Regions from separate parts of the Homo sapiens genome. Here region 1 is linked to region 2. Evidence: read pairs that join two places in POLR2A ChIA-PET (ENCODE). Cell type or tissue: PC-9. All regions are shown on one strand. Links, peaks and the distances in the headings refer to the core of each region. The heading gives the core; the rest is flanking DNA.

Region 1 (8,579 bases), core at 333-8,332, 210 kb after region 2:
TTTCTGTAGCTTGTGATGCTGCTTGACAGCATTTTATCCAGAGTAGAACTTTTTTTTTTTTTTTTTTGAGGCGGAGTCTTGCTCTGTCGCCTGGGCTGGAGTGCAGTGGTGTGATCTGGGCTCACTGCAACCTCCGCTTCCTGGGTTCAAGAGATTCTCCTGCCTCAGCCTCCCAAGTAGCTGGGATTACAGACATGGGCCACCACGCCCAGCTAATTTTTTTTTATTTGTAGTAGAGATGAGGTTTCACCATGTTGGTCAGACTGGTCTTCAACTTCTGACCTGAAGTGATCCACCCACCTCGGCCTCCCAAAGTGTTGGGATTACAGGCGTGAGCCACAGCACCGAGCCTCACAGTAGAACTTCTTTAAAACATAGTCAGTCTTCTCAAACCCTGCCGCTGCTTTATTAGCTAAGTATACAGAATATTCTAAATCATTTGTTGTCATTTCAACTACATTTACAGCTTCTTCAGGAGTAAATTCCATCTCAAGAAACTACTTTCTTTGCTCATCCATAAGAAGCAAGTCCTCATCTGTTCAAGTTTTATTGTGAGATTGCAGCAATTCAGTTACATCTTGAGGCACCACTTATTTTTTCTTTTTTTTGACAGGGTCTTGTTCTGTCACCCAGGCTGCAGTGCTTTGGCATGATCCCAGGTCATTGCAGCCTCAACCTCCCCAGCCCAAGTGATCCTCCTGCCTCACAGCCTCTACAGGCACGTGCCACTGCAACCCAGCTTTTTTTTTTTTGAGACAGAATCTCACTCTGTCACCCGCTGGAGTGCCGTGACGCAAGCTCGGTTCACTGCTGCAACCTCTACCTCCCAGGTTCAAGTGATTCCCATGCCTCAGCCTCCCGAGTAGCTGGGATTACAGACATGTGCTACCACACCTAGCTAATTTTTGTATTTTTAGTAGAGACGGAGATTCACCCTGTTGGCCAGGCTGGTCTCGAACTACTGTCCTCAAGTCATTTGCCTGCCACAGCCTCCCAAAGTGCTGGGATTATAGGCGTGAGCCACCGTGCCCAGCTAATTTTGTAGTTTAGTTTTTTCTTTTAAGAGACGGGATCTCACTATGTTGTCCAGGCTGGTCTAAAACTTCTGGGCTCAACTGGTCCTCCTGCCTTGGCCTTCTAAAATACCAGGCTCCACTTCTAATTCTAGTTCCCGTGCCATTTCTACCACAGCTGCAGTTCCTTCCCCAGTTAAGTCTTAAATCCCTTAAAGTTATCCATAAGGGTTAGAATCAGCTTCTTCCAAACTCTTGTTGATGTTGATATTTTGACCTCCTCCTATGAATCATAAGTGTTCTTAATGGGGAAGGTTTTCAATTTATTTTGCTCAGATCCGTCAGAGGAATTATTATCTGTGACAAATATGGCCTTACAAAATGTATTTCTTGAAAAGTAAGACTTGAAATTTGACTTACTCCTTGAACCATGGGCTGCAGAGTGGATGTTGTTAGCAGGCGTGAAAACATTAATCTTGCACATCTTCATTAGAGCTATTGGGTGACCAGGTACATTGTCAATGAGCAGTAATATTTTGAATTTTTTGTCTGAGCAGTCGATCTCAACAGTGGGCTTAAAACATAAAGTGAATTATGGCTGTAAATAGGTGTGCTGTCATTTGGGCTTTTTGTTTTATATATAGACCACAGGCAGAGTAGATTTAGCATAATTCTTAAGGCCCTTAAGATTTTTTCTTTTTTGTTTTTTTTGGACAGAGTCTTGCTGCCTCACCCAGGCTGAAATGCACTGGCACAATCTTGGCTCACTGCAACCTCCACCTCCTGGGTTCAAGTGATTCTCATGCCTCAGCCTCCCGAGTAGCTGAGACTATTAATATAAAAATTAGCCCCTGGCTAACTTTTGTTATTTTTAGTGGAGACAGGGTTTCACCATGTTGGCCAGGCTGGTCTGGAACTCCTGACCTCAGGTGATCCACCTGCCTTGGCCTCCGAAAGTGCTTGGATTATAGGTGGGAGGCACCGCACCCAGATTTTTCTTTTCTTTTTTGAGACGGAGTCTTGCTCTGTCACCCAGGCTGTAGTGCAGTGGCCGGATCGCGGCTCACTGCAACCTGCCTCCTGGGTTCAACCTATTCTCCAGCCTCAGCTTCCCCAGTAGCTGGAATTAACAGGTACATGCCACTACTCCTGGCTAATTTTTCTCTTTTTGTAGAGATGGGGTTTCGCCCTGTTGCTCAGGCTGGTCTCCATCTCCTGGCCTCAAGTGATCCGCCCGTCTCAGCCTCCCAAAGTGCTGGAATTACAGGTGGGAGCCACTGTACCCAGCCTAAGGGCCCTAATATTTTTGAAATGGTAAATGAGCACGGGCTTCATTTTAAAGTCACCAGCTCCATTAGCTCTTAATAAGAGTCAGCCTGTTCTTTGAAGTGTTGAGACCAGGTATTGACTTCTCCCTCTAGCTATGAAAATCCTAGATGGTTAGCATCCTTTTCCAATGGAAGGCTGTTTCGTCTGCACTGGAAATCTGATGTTTATTGTAGTCACATTCAGCAATTCTCTTAGCTAGATCTTCTGCAGCTTCTCCATCAGCACTTGCTGTTTTACCTTGTACTGTTTTGTCTTTTTTTTGAGATGGAGTTTCGCTCTTGTTGCCCAGGCTGGAGTGCAATGACGCGATCTCGGCTTACTGCAACCTCCATCTCCTGGCTTCAAGTGATTCTCCTGCCTCAGCCTCCTCTGTAGCTGGGATTACAGGCATGCGCCACCACACCCGGCTAATTTTGTATTTTTAGTAGAGATGGGGTTTCACCATTTTGGTCAGGCTGGTCTTGAACTCCTGACCTGAGGTGATCTGCCCATCTCGGCCTCCCAAAGTTCTGGGATTACAGGCGTGAGCCACCATGCCTGGCTTACCTTGTACTTTTATGTGATAGAGTAGGCTTCTTTTTCTTCCTTTCTTTCTTTTTTTTTTTTTTAAGACAGAGTCTCACTCTGTCACCCAGGCTGGAGTGTAGTGATGCAATCTTGGCTCACTGCAGCTTCTGCCTTCCCAGTTCAAAGGATTCTTGTGCCTCAGCCTCCCAAGTAGCTGGGACTTCAGGCTCCTGCCACCACACCTGGCTGGTTTTTGTATTTTTAGTAGAGATAGGGTTTCACCGTGTTGGCCAGGCTGGTCTTGAACTCCTGACTTCAAGTGATCTGCCCACTTCAGCCTCCGGAAGTGTTGGGATTATAGGCGTGAGCCACCACACCCGGCTGAGCAGGCTTCTTTTCTTAAACCTTATGAGACAGCCTCAGGTAGCTTGAGATTTCTACATCGTCTTTACCTCTCTCGGCCTTCATAGAATTGAAAGTGAGTGAGGGCCTTGCTTTGGACTAGGCTTTGGCTTAGGGGAATGTGGTGGCTGGCTTGGTGTATCCAGACCATTCAGACTTTCTCCATATCAGCAGTAAGGCTCTTTCGCTTTCTTATTCCCATGTTCGCTGAAGTAGCAGTCTTAATTTCCTTCAAGAATTTTTCCTTTGCTTTCACAACTTGGCTAACTGGTGCAAGAGGCCTAGCTTTTGGCCTGTCTCCTGGACTTTCAGCATACCTTCCTCACTAAGCTTAATCATTTCTAGCTTTTGATTTAAAATTTTCTAAGGGATGGGAGTTGGAATAATTTGGATGTTAAGTGGACTAGGAAAATTTAAACTTTTCGCGGTGGCTCACACCTGTAATCCCAGCACTTTGGGAGGCCAAGGCGGGCGGATCCCGAGGTCAGGAGATCAAGACCATCCTGGCTAACACGGTGAAACCCCATCTCTACTAAAAATACAAAAATTAGCCGGGTGTGGTGGCACGTGCCTGTAATTCCAGCTACTCGGGAGGCTGAGGCAGGAGAATCCCTTGAAGCAGGGAGTCTGAGGTTGCGGTGAGCCGAGATCACGCGCCACTGCGCTCCAGCCTGGGAGACTCAGAGAGACTCTGTCTCAAAAAAAAAAAAAAAATTCAAAAACAACTTTTCTTTTAATATATTCGCCAGTAAAATCCAGCAGAGACATTCAGTGTAATAGTCACGTGGCTGTTAATAAGTTTATATACATATGTGTAATATTAATTCTGGGCCAAGAATTAATAGAAACTTATTACTTGATTGTGAGTTAGTAAAATTACTCTTTTGTTATGTTTAAGATCTCTTCATTTCTTCAGTGTAATCATCCATCTCTTATAGCTAAATAATTTTGTGATTTCAGTTTCTTCAAATTTCAAGAAAATGTTTATTTTTTATATTTGTAATTTAAGCTACATGTCTTTTTTTTTTTTTTTTTTTTTAATTAAGAGGGAGTCTCGCTCTATTGCCCAGGATGGAGTGCAGTGGCAAAATATCAGCTCACTGCAACCTCTGCCTCCTGGATTCAAGCAATTCTCCTGCCTCAGCTTCTTGAGTAGCTGGGATTACAGGCGCCTGCCACCACACCCAGCTAATCTTTGTATTTTTGTAAAGATAAGGTTTCACCACGTTGGCCAGGCTGGTTTTGAACTCCTGACCTCAAATAATCCATTCACCTCAGCTTCCCAAAATGCTGGGATTACAGGCGCAACCCACTGCGCTTGGCCTTAAACTACATTTCTTCAACTCTGGTTCCTGATTTATTGTAGTGAGGCCTTAATCTATTAGCAGAGTTTTCCTAGACTCTGTCATATTACCTATGACACTTGACACTGTCTAATACCACCCAAAGTTTAACCTTTCATTCCATCTTTATGTATCATAGTACATTACCTTTTGATGAAAGCTTTTTATCTCCATAGATCAGTGGCATTTCCAACCCTTGCCTGAGACTCTCAGGAATGTGAAGCTGGTTTTACATCAAGGCCTAGTACACTCAATGCATTTAAGTAATAGAAATGATGGTTTCATGAAACTTACTCTTATAATATGTAATGCACTCTTTTTTTTTTTTTTTTGAGACGGACTATCCTTCTGTCCCCCAGGCTGGAAGCATGATCTCAGCTCACTGCAACCTCCGCCTGCCAGGTTCAAGTGATTCTCCTGCCTCAGCCTCCCGAGTAGCTGGGATTATAGGCACGTGCCACCACACCCAGCTAATTTTTTATATTTTTGGTAGAGACAGGGTTTCATCATGTTGGCCAGGCTGGTCTTGAACTCCTACCTCAAGTGATCTGCCCACCTCGGCCTCCCAAAGTGCTGGGATTACAGGCGTGAGCCACTGCACCTGGCCTATAATGCACTCTTGATTATTACACTGTGTTCTACTTCGTCAGTTTAATGATGGACATGAGCTACTGAATTGATTTTAAACTGGATTGTGACCTGTAGTTTATAAAATATTGCTCTGGGCTATGCTATTAAACCGTTTACTTTTGAAATTTGAAGAAACAATTTAAAATTTTTAATTGCAAAGATATTCTTAACCACACAACAAAGTAAGAAAGGAAAAAACAACAACCACAGTTCTTTTTAGAGTCCAGAGTGCTCACCATTACACTGTGGGGTATCCACAGTTCTTTTTATTCCACTCCTTGACATTTTGTTTTCAAAGGTGAATTATCTCACAAAAAAAGGTGACATTTTTGGGAGTTTAATGACAGTGTTATAAGACCTATTCACCATTCAGTGGCTATTTTAGTTTGTTTTTCCTTTTACATTCAAGTGGGCAAAATTAGATTATGATCAGCCATAGTCTTTACGTTTGTGATGACTCAAGATCGCAGGCCTCTATCCGAGTTTTTATATTTCTCCTTCCCCTGAGCACACTACTCCTCTCCCCTCCCCTCATGAGTTATACTCATGTTTAATGTGTATCCTTCCAATCCATGTTCTATAACTTGGCTTGTATGTTTGTGCTCATGAAGAATATAGCATTGTTTTGTATATGTTTTAAGTTTTATGTAATTGTATCATTGCTTGCTTATTTATTTGTTTATTTTGAGACAAGGTCTTGCCCTGTAGCCCAGGCTGGAGTGCAGTGGTGTGATGATGACTCATTGCATTATCAACCTCCTGTGCACAGGTGATCCTTCTACCTCAGCCTCCTCAGTAGCTGGGACTCCAGGCACACCACTATGCCCAGCTAATTTTTATTTTTTAATTTCTTGTAGCAACGGGGTCTCATTATGTGGTCTGGAACTCCTGGGCTCAAGCAGTCCTCCCACCTTGGCCTCCCTAACTGCTGAGATTACAGTCATGAGCCATGGTGCCAGCCTCGTTGCTTTTTAAATTCTGCTTTTTTATTCAGTGTTATTTTTGTAGATCTCAGTGTATCCTTTTTGGCAGATATGTGCTTACACGACATTTTATTTATTCATTTTCCTCTTAATAGACAGTAAAGTTGTTCCTCATGCATTGCTACTGCAAACAGTAGTAGATGCTGTGCTGTCGTGAACATCCTGTGTACATGCCCAGGATCGCACAACTGGGAAGTAGCAGAATCATATTTTGAGTCTGGGTGTGTCTGACTCCATTGATTCGTTTCAACCACTGAGCAGACTCCCACTCATCACTTATGTGCCTAATTTATTACACAAACACTATTATGGTAACAGTAATGGAACTATAATGGGGTTGTATGTCATTTTTCTTTTAAAGGTCAATTCTTAACTTATGGCCTCCTCTCCCCTAGTTTTGCTTTAACTGTAAATTGTATTATTAATTCAGTATAGAAAAGTTTTGTATTCTGTATTTTTCATGTTCATACATCATCTAAATCAAGGGTCTACAAGCTGGGCACAGTGGTATGCACCTGTAGTCCCAGCTGCTCTGGAGGCTGAGGTGGGAGGATCACTTGAGCCCAGGAGTTGGAGGCTGCAGTGAGCTAGAATCCTGTCACTGTACTCCAGCCTGGGCGATGGAGTGAGGACCTGTTTCTTTAAAAAATTTAAATAAATCTATCAACCAAGGATCTACAAACTTTTCTTTTTTTTGAGATGGAGTCTCACTCTTGTCGCCCAGGCTGGAGTGCAATGGTGCAATCTCAGCTCACTGCAACTTCTGCCTCCTGCATTCAAGTGATCCTCCTGCCTCAGCCTCCCTAGTGGCTGGGATTACAGGCACGCACTGCCACACCCGGCTAATTTTTGTATTTTTAGTAGAGAAGGAGTTTCGCCATGTGGACCGGGCTGGTCTCGAACTCCTGACCTCAGGTGATCCACCCGCCTCGGCTTCCCAAAGTGTTGGGATTACAGGCGTGAGCCACTGCGCCTGGCCTACAAACTTTTCAGTAAGGGATCAGATGCTAAGTATTTTAGTCTCTGTGGGCCATAGGGTCTCAATCACAGCTACTTAGCTCTGCAGTCGTAGTGTGAAAGCTGGGGGAGACAATACATATACCCATCAGTGGGGCTGTGTTCCAATAAAACTTTATTTACAAAAACAGATGGCAGACAAGATTTCGTTTACGGACAGGTAGTTTGCTGACTCGTGATCTAAGTGATGATGTTAACAGAATCGTAATATTTATCTACAGAAGCTTTTCCATGTTCCAAGTAATGTTAGAATTCCCTTATTTATTTATTTATTTATTTATCAGATGGAGTCTCTCTCTGTCGCCCAGGCTGGAGTGCAGTGGTGCGATCTCAGCTCACTGCAGCCTCTGTCTCCTGGGTTTCAGCAATTCTCCTGCCTAAAGGCTGCAGAGTGTTGTGGCTGGTTTAGGATACAGATTACATAATCTTTTACTCCCTGATTTGATGTAAAATAGAATTAATTATAATATGAATATAGTGAGCACATAATTGCATTTTTTGCTATTTTTGTTTTGTTTTTAAGACACAGTCTCATATTGTCGTCTGGGCTGGAGTGGTACAATGGCGTGATCGCGGCGCACTGCAGCCTCCACCTCCTGGGTTCACGCCATTCTCCTGCCTCAGCCTCCTGAGTAGCTGGGATTACAGGCGCACACTACCACACCTGGCTAATTTTTTGTATTTCTAGTAGAGATGGGGTTTCACTATATTGGCCAGAGTAGTCTCGAACTCCTGACCTTGTGATCCACCCGCCTTTGCCTCCCGAAGTGCTGGGATTACAGCATGAGCCACCGTGCCTGGCCTTTTGCTGTTTTATTATTGGAAATTATTTTATTGTCACTTTTGACTATCAATGTGTACTCATGGCTTCTCATAGAAATTATTTTTTCATTTTTATGTATGTTTGTCTTTTTTCTTTTTCAATGCTGAATTGTCCAACTTGGACAGTGGAAGCCCCTTTAAACTGATCCTCTGTTTCATTCCTGCCACCCCAGGCATATTTGTGAATATTGTGCTTTCTGGCAACAATAAGCTGATCCAGGCTCTTTGCCTCCAGAAATGCAGTCCCCTGCCTGCGAAGGAGTCCTGGGGTTTTTTAGTGGAGAATAGTATTAGAAGGTCAATTCTGGGTGGGGCGCGGTGGCTCACGCCTGTAATTTGAGCACTTTGGGAGGCCGAGGTGGGCGGATCACAAGGTCAGGAGATCCAGGCCATCCTGGATAACACGGTGAAACCCCGTCTCTACTAAAACTACAAAAAATTAGCCGGGCGTGGTGGCGGGCGCCTGTAGTCCCAGCTACTCGGGAGGCTGAGGCAGGAGAATGGCGTGAACCCGGGAGGCGGAGCTTGCACTG
Region 2 (8,579 bases), core at 409-8,408:
GTCCATGTATTATTTAGAAGTGTTTGTTAATGTCCAAATATGTCAGAATTTATTTTTCTTTTTTGCTTTTTTTTTCTTCTTGTTTTAACTGGTTTCTGACTCTTGCCTCCTGGTCAGAAAGAATTCTAAGTGAAACTAACTCTGAAATTTATTGAAACTTGTATTTGTTCCCTAAAAAATAATAACATATTTGATGGCTTAAAACTACAAAAATGTATTGTCTCAGTTCTGGAGTTCTGAAAGTAGTATCACTGGGCTGACATCACAATGTCAGCAGGACCACCTTCCCTCCATAGGCTCTTGGGGAGAATCCATTCCTTAATCTGATGGCTGCCAGCATCCTTTGGTTTGTGGCCCCATCATTCCGATCTCTGCCTCCTCAGTCACATTACCTTCTCCTCCTATGCCCCTCTCTTTTAAGAATATATGTGATTGCATTTAGGGCACACTAGGATCCAGGATAACCTCCCCATCTTAAGATCCTTAATCACGTCTATGAATACCTTTGCTTTCCTTTTTTCTTTTACTTTTTGGCACAGAGGGTGCATTCACAAGTTCCAGGGATTAGGACATACATACCTTTTGGGAGCCACTTTTCAGCCTGTCACAATGGTCAAGTTATAAATTTTTCTATCTGTGCTTGGGCAGAATATATATTCTCTAATTGTTGGGTGAGGGTTGGTTCTATCTTGTCCCTATCTCCTCTCACTTAATTTTTTAAAAATATCATCAGTTTGGAGCCAGGCATGGTGGTGTGCAACTGTAATCCCAGCTACTCAGGAGGCTGAGGCAGGAGGATCACTTGAGCCTAGAAGTTCAAGACCAACCTGAGCAACATAGTGTGACCCAATCTCAAAAAAATAAAAACAAAAACCCAGTTCTTTAATAAAAAAAGACATATACATTCTTAGCACTATAAGTAAGAATTTATATGATATTAGTAATTTATTTATCTTTATTTTTTGACCCTTAACTTAGCGTCATCAAATAACATACTTGGGCTGTAATCATAGCAGGTTTATAAATTTAGACACATTCTTCCTGTGTCCCATGATATGGACCCTTCATTTGTTTGTTCATTCCTTTATTCCTTCCTTCATTCATTCAGCATTTATTCAGCAGCATTTATATTAACCGTGTGCCAGGCGTGTTGTAGAAGCTTGGGCCCAAAAATGGATAAGACACAGTGTATGTACTCACTGAGCTCACATATTAGTGTAAGTAGGCAGATATTTTTTAAATGATAAGTAATGTATCATTTAAAGTATATCAAGTCATGATATACTTTGAAAAATAAAAACATAAAGAGGACAGAGATGACAGGTGAGGCAGGGGGTGGGGTAGTGAGAGAATGAGTGGGCCGTTTGTAGACTGGATGGTCAAGGAAGACCTTTGACATCTAAATGGAAACCTGAGTGAAGTAAGAGTGCAAGCTGTACAATTAATTTGGGAAAAGAGAGTTCCAGGCCAAGAGAACCATGAGGCTCCAAGGTCATATTGCCCCTGGTATATGGGAACCGAAAGTAGAGGGAGCAATAGGGAAAAGTTTAGGAGATGAAATTGGAGAGGAGGCCAGAAGGTAGGTCCTGCTGGGCCCTGTGGTAAGGACTTTGAACCTCAAATAAAAAGCCAAGAAGGTATAATGTTAAACCATAGATCTGTGAAGGCATTTTTATAAGGAACTAAAGTAACAGTCTAACTCTAAGAACATTAAACATAATTCGGGAGCATATATAGAATATGTACTTCTATCCTAAGTTAATATTTTACTGTGTTTCTTCTCTGTATATAGATTTATGTGGTCCAGGGCATATATGGCTATCATCATTATATGCAGGATCGCATAGATGACAATGGCTGGGGCTGTGCTTATCGATCTCTGCAGACTATCTGCTCTTGGTTCAAACATCAGGGATACACAGAGAGGTCCATTCCAACACACAGAGAAATTCAGCAGGTACAGAACATACCGTTTTAAATTATAATCAACTGTATGTTTCATTAGCCCTTAATATACCATTGATAATTTTTGTTACCTCATGGTGCAGACTTATTTCTGTTTTGAAGAAAAAAAAATTCTTGTACTGGTAATCAGGGAAAATGCCCTAAACATCGTTTTTAATAGCTGTCTTGTGTATGGATGTTTTATATTTTTAAATACATCAAGGCTCTAGTCGATGCCGGGGACAAACCAGCAACATTTGTCGGATCGCGGCAATGGATTGGATCTATTGAGGTGCAGCTGGTACTAAACCAATTGATCGGTATAACGTCAAAAATCCTGTTTGTCAGGTAAGCACACTTTAAGAAATTAGATAAATCATTTCAAAGTGACAGTCTGTCATTTTAATTAAAATAATAGAAAAAATGGTATCTTCCCTTATTTCTTTTTATTCCTTTTCCTTCTTCCTTATTACTCATTGCTTTATAAATCTCATTTTTTAATCTTAATTTTTTTTCATTTTTTTTTGGAAGGCTCTGATTTTATGAATAAACTTTGTGATGTAATGTATACTTGTATTATTTAGGCCTAATTTTAGCCTAGAAGAGGAAAACTTAAAAATATATTAACGTTGAGTAAAGTCATAAAAATTATATTAACAGTTTCTTTATGCTCCAATCTTTTAAAAAGTCTTAAAAGGCAAAACTCAAATGTTGAACTATGACTGACCTTTTTGTTTACCTCCTGCTCTTTTTCTTTCTAAAACGTTAATAATCTAGTAATGTGTTCAAATAATGTATTCATTTTGTCTTTTCCAATGATCTTAACCATAATTCTAATATTAAAATGAGAAAATATAAATTAATTATTTTCTATGACCATAACTAGCTGACTCCTGATTGTATGAGCTTATGTTTTAAAATACATTTTCTAGCCAGGTGCAGTGGCTCACGCCTGTAATCGTAGCACTTTGGGAGGCCGAGGTGGGTGGATCCCCTGAGGTCAGGAGTTTGAGACCAGCCTGGCCAGCAGAGCAAAACCCTGTCTCTACTAAAAATACAAAAAAAATTAGCTGGGTATGGTGGCGCATGCCTGTAATCCCAGCTACTTGGGAGGCTGAGGCAGGAGAATCGCTTGAACCCAGGAGGTGGAGGTTGCAGTGAGCCAAGATCATGCCACTGCACTCCAGCACAGGCAACAAAGCGAGACTCCCTTTCAAAAAAAAAAAACAGAAAAATACATTTTCTAAAAAAAAAAAAAAAAAAAAAGAAAAGCCAAAAAACAAATAAAATACATTTTCTATTGTTAATTACAGTAACATCGTCCTCATTGTATCTTTTATGTGTTAAAGATGTAATTTTATCCTTTCCTCAGTGGTTATGGAAATCAGTGGTAAAAAAATGACAGACTGGCTGGGCACAGTGGCTCACGCCTGTAATCCCAGCACTTTGGGAGGCCAAGGTGGGTGGATCACCTGAGGTTGGCAGTTTGACACCAGCCTGGCCAACATGGTGAAACCCTGTCTCTACTAAAAATATAAAAATGAGCCGGGCATGGTGGCACACGTCTGTAATCCCAGCTACTCAGGAGGCTGAGGAAGGAGAATCGCTTGAACCTGAGAGGCGGAGGTTGCAGTGAGCTGAGATCGCGCCACTCCACTCCAGCCTGGGCAACAGAGCGAGCCTCCATCTCAAAAAATAATAATAATATAAAACAATGACAGACTTAAGTAGTGAAGAACTTTTTTTAAAAGTTACAGTTTTGGTACATTAAAACATACGTTCCTCATTAAGCAAGAGCTAAGGTTTAGCACCACCGGGCACCTTCCCCCAAAAAATACCTCCCTTCATTATCCCATCTATCTTTCTCTTTTCAAAAGTAAAAATTCTGAGATTCCCTAAAAATAGTATGTTGCACTTGAAAACATTTTGCAGTTTTCACATTGATTTCACAGACATGTATTTTAGGCCTAGACTCTCCTCTGTTATGTAGACAGGTCAGCGTTTTGGGTCCCAATTTAAAGATGAGGAAATACAGACTAAGAAGTCTACCAGCAAGAAGGCAAGAACCCAGGACTTAACACTCATTCTTCTGATTAATCCATCCATAAGAACTCCCTGAGCACCAAGGTGATGTTTTAACTTCATGTTAAAAACCCAGGCCTCCTTTATACAGTTCAAGAAGCAGAAAATCAAGGTCTTTTAGCGTCTTATCTAGCACACTTGGTGGCCTTAAGTATTTTGAGTTTATGTTGCTTTAAATTGCACAGTTTAATTGCTCTCAGTTCCCTAACACTTAATTTTTTTACATTTATATATTTTTTCAGTAACACCCGAAAAAACAAGAAAGTAGGAAACATTGTCTCCTAGCTCATTATTTGACCGTAGTGTTGGAAGTAGTTCATCTGATAGAAAATGGTTTCTTTCTAGCCAAGGTTCAGAAATTGCCTCTCAAGGACGGGAACTGGCTAATCATTTCCAAAGTGAAGGAACTCCAGTTATGATCGGTAAGCTGTTTCAGACACTGTTTTTGGTAGAGTGAGTAATATGCAAAACTTATCATTGATATAAATATTTAATGTTGCATAAAATCAGTCATTTAAAAAATTTTGAAATTAACTTTTACACCATATGTATGGATCTCTGGATATTGAAAAAAATTTCTAAGGTGGCTTAAAGGTTACAAAAAAGATTATAATAACCAGAAGAAGTAAAGGCTGAGAAATGGTAGCTATGTTCAAACATTTAAAGAGCTGAGAACAGTATTAAAAAGAGGAAACGGTCACTCAGCTGAGCTTCGTAAGTCATGACTCTGTCATAACTGGGCTGGCTTTGTGAGATTTTGCAATTACTTACCTCTGTGGATTTTATTTGTAAAATAAGAAGATTGGATTAGCTGATCTAAAGATGCTTAATTCTTTGAAGAACAAGACCTGTCCTGTGATGACAGAAGGCAAGGTGAGACTAGTGTGTAAGAAATGGAGGTAGAAGCTGGGCATAGTGGCTCACACCTGTAATCCTAGCACTTCGGGAGGCTGAGGCAGGAGGATAGCTTGCATCCAGGAATTCAAGACCAGCATGGGCCAGACCGCGTCTCTACCAAAAAAAAAAAAACACACAAATTAGCTGGCATGGTAGTGTGAGCCTATAGTGCCAGCTATTCAGGAGACTGAGGTGGGAGGATTGCTTGAGCCCAGGAGGCTGCAGTGAGCCAAGAGATCCACTGCTCTCCAGCCTGGGTTACAAAAGTGAGACACTGTCTCAAAAGAAAAAAAAAAAAAAAAGAAATGGAGGTAGGCTGATGTCAGCAAAATATCAGAAAGAACTTAATGAGTAGGCCGGGCCCAGTAGCTCACGCCTGACTCCTGATTGTATGAGCTTATGTTTTAAAATACATTTTCTAGCCAGGCACAGTGGCTCATGCCTGTAATCCAGCACTTTGGGAGGCTGAGGCGGGCGGATCACTTGAGGCCAAGAGTTCGAGACCAGCCTGGCCAACATGGCAAAACACTGTCTCTACTAAAAATACAAAATTTAGCTGGGTGTGGTGGCACACACCTGTAATCCCAACTACTTGGGATGCTGAAACAGGAGAATCGCTTGAGCTGTGAGGTGGAGGTTGCAGTGAGCCGGGATTGCCCACTGTACTCCAGCCTGGGTAGCAGAGCAAGACTCTGTCTCAAAAAAAAAGACTGGGCACAGTGGCTCACGCCTGTAATCCCAGCACTTTGGGAGGCCAAGGTGGGTCGATCACGAGGTCAGGAGATCGAGACCATCCTGGCTAACAGTGAAACCCCGTCTCTACTAAAAAAAAATACAAAAAATTCGCTGGGTGTGCTGGTGTGCGCCTGTAGTCTCAGCTACTCAGGAGGCTGAGGCAGGAGAATTGCTTGAACCTGGAAGGCAGAGGTTGCAGTGAGCCGAGGTCACGCTATCGCACTCCAGCCTGGGTGACGTGAGACTCTAGCTCAAAAAAAAAAAAAAAAAAAAAAACTTAATGAATGGAGTGCTATATCACTGGAGGTACTCAGAGGCAGCAGGACCATCTGCTGAGAGAGGCACTACAGCAGATTGTTACTCTGTTGGGAGGAGTTTATGGCCCTTTCTAAATCCATTTTAGGTAATTATATGGATGTGAATGTAGAATATAAATTGTATGTGATTATAGATATGATTGTATCTTTTGTGTTAAAGATGTAATTTTATCCTTTCAGAGTATATCTGACATTGTGTCTTTTATAGTGTAGGGTAGTCCATTTTAATGCTATTTTAGATCAGTTAATAAGCAAAGTAATGTTGTTTTTTTTTGTTTTTTTTTTTGAGAGTCTTGCTGTGTCGCCCAGGCTGGAGTGCGGTGGCATGATCTCGGCTCAGTGCAAGCTCCGTCTCCCAGGTTCATGCCATTCTCCTGCCTCAGCAGGAGCTGGGACTACAGGCGCCTGCCACCAAGCCCAGCTATTTTTTTTGTATTTTTTTAGTAGAGACAGGGTTTCACTGCATTAGCCAGGATGGTCTCCATCTCCTGACCTCGTGATCCACCCACCTCCCAAAGTGCTGGGATTACAGGTGTGAGCCACCACGCCCGGCCGTAATCTGTCTATTTAAATTGAATAGGCATTTGACATTTGTTTATGCCTTCATTCGTATTTCCTATTTTTTCTTCTATAGGGGGAGGAGTTTTGGCCCACACAATACTAGGAGTTGCATGGAATGAGATTACAGGGCAGATAAAGTTTCTGATTCTAGATCCACATTATACCGGTGCTGAAGACCTGCAAGTTATTTTGGAAAAGGTAAGTATCCATTTAACACAAATTGAGACAAAAGGCAAAGAAGCTAGAAATGAAGGATCACAAACTGGCTGGTAACAGAAAGACAATAAGCTGAGGGCAGAGATCTCCCTGTGTGGAGGCCTTCTGAGGCTGTTGTAAGTAGCCGTCTCTGTATAGGGAATGTGCAAGAACAAAGCACATTGCAAAAGACAAAATTTAGGTTTATAGAAACTTTCTCAGCTATTAAAATTAATAATAGGACACACACTCATAAATATATTCCTTTGGAGATTTTAGAGCTTTCATAAACAAATGTATCAAAGTTTATCAATGTCTTAAAATAGATGAGCAGAATATATAAACTTTTAAAATTTTAGAATTAACCAAAAGATAGCTAAGCAGTATGCTAGACATTATGGAGGCTTGACTAATTTTAATTCATTTACATATAACCTAATCTCATTCTATAAAGGGTTTGAAGTTGATACATATTTAAGAGTATTCTTACTTACAATAGCAGATAAAGGAGGTAAAAATTTGTTAATTCATAGGCAACTAATTCTCACATATGAAAACTCAGTACCAAGTCTTTAGGAGAAAGTATTGTAAAACATAATTAACTTGAATTTTAAGTAACATTTATATTCGCTGCCAAATACATTGAAATTGCAGAGAATACATAACCACCTTTTAAACTATAAACTAAAGATAAAATGTTTTAATATGTTAAAGAGTTTTAAGCCAGGCGTGGTGGCTCACACCTGTAATCCCAGCACTTTGGGAGGCTGAGGTGGGCAGATCACCTGAGATCAGGAATTCGAGACCAGCCTGGCCAACATGGTGAAACCCCATCTCTACTAAAAATGCAAAAATAAGCCAGGTGTGGTGGTGGGCGCCTATAATCTTGGCTATTTGGGAGGCTGAGGCAGGGGAATCACTTGAACCCGGGAGGCAGAGGTTGCAGTGAGCTGAGATGGCGCCATTGCACCCCAGCCTGGGCAACAGGAGTGAAATTCCAGCTCAAAAAAAAGTTTTTAATGTGTGTAGTCCAACTCTGTTATATCCTCAGTTTACTGAAGTCTTTTGTTTATGATAAGGGTATAAACACTAATAGGATAGAAATGTGTTGTTACAGTTTTAAGTGTTTTTTTTTCCTTTTCTCTTTCACAGCATTTGGAATTTGAAGTCTATAAAAGGTTTTTTGACTGGTGCATGTATCTTACTGAATATAGTAGCAATATTCTTGTTCTGTAGCAAGGTGTTCATTCCATTCAGTATTTATTAAAGTACCTAACAAGTGCCAGGCACTGTCCTAAGCACTAGTATTACACGAGGTTTTTCGGGAGCTAAAACCTTTAGGGTAGGACAGAGAAGGAGAGTGCAAAAAGGACTCTCGAGAAAAAAAAAATGGTATCTCAGGTGCTTCTACGAGGCTGGTGCTGTGGTGGCCCCTGCCTTGTAGAAACAGTGAAAGCCGCACTGCAGGTAGATCAGTGCGTCCAGAGCTAGGCGAAGAGGTGAGGCTGGAAGGACACACCAAGCTCAGTCAGAAAGGGTGGTCTTTGTGAACCAGGCATTTCGATTTTTTCTTAAAGGCAGGGAGAAGCCTTAATTATTTTCATCATCAAATTTCTCTTTTCTGGTTGACTCAAGGGGCTCTGCACTACATGGCATTATCTAGGTAAGGTTTCTGAACAATTAGAGTAAGGGATTGTCCCTGATTTCTTTCTCTGAGAATTGCAATCTCCATCTTTGCTAGTTCTATTTCTATAGAACTTTTCAACAGCAGAAACCTCCTTGCTCTATTTGTATACACAAGAAACTGTGCAGCCAAGGTCCTGCCATTAAAACTATTGATTCACTTGA

Evidence for each region. Peaks named below come from ENCODE experiments on the same cell type or tissue, not always from the same donor. Only the 100,000 strongest peaks of a DNase experiment are listed, where the experiment ranks them.
Region 1: POLR2A ChIA-PET joins it to region 2 with 11 read pairs; 18 of 35 experiments call an interaction of 5 or more read pairs at or near these places.

Annotation. Positions count from the first base shown.
Region 1 is chr4:185,192,814-185,201,392 of GRCh38, reverse strand. All of the region lies in intron 1 of CFAP97 (cilia and flagella associated protein 97), which reads left to right. Among named protein-coding and RNA genes, the nearest start is that of CFAP97, 6.9 kb to the left of the region's middle. In PC-9, for the core only: no CTCF peak of the experiment used is centred there; DNase peaks (open chromatin) are centred at 4,742 and 5,922; H3K27ac peaks cover 1,736 bases.
Region 2 is chr4:185,401,649-185,410,227 of GRCh38, reverse strand. It overlaps UFSP2 (UFM1 specific peptidase 2), which reads left to right. Exons shown (of 12, transcript NM_018359.5): 8 at 1,793-1,957; 9 at 2,168-2,292; 10 at 4,372-4,448; 11 at 6,610-6,734. It also overlaps a transcript of CFAP96 not described here. Among named protein-coding and RNA genes, the nearest start is that of ANKRD37, 9.1 kb to the right of the region's middle. In PC-9, for the core only: no CTCF peak of the experiment used is centred there; no DNase peak of the experiment used is centred there.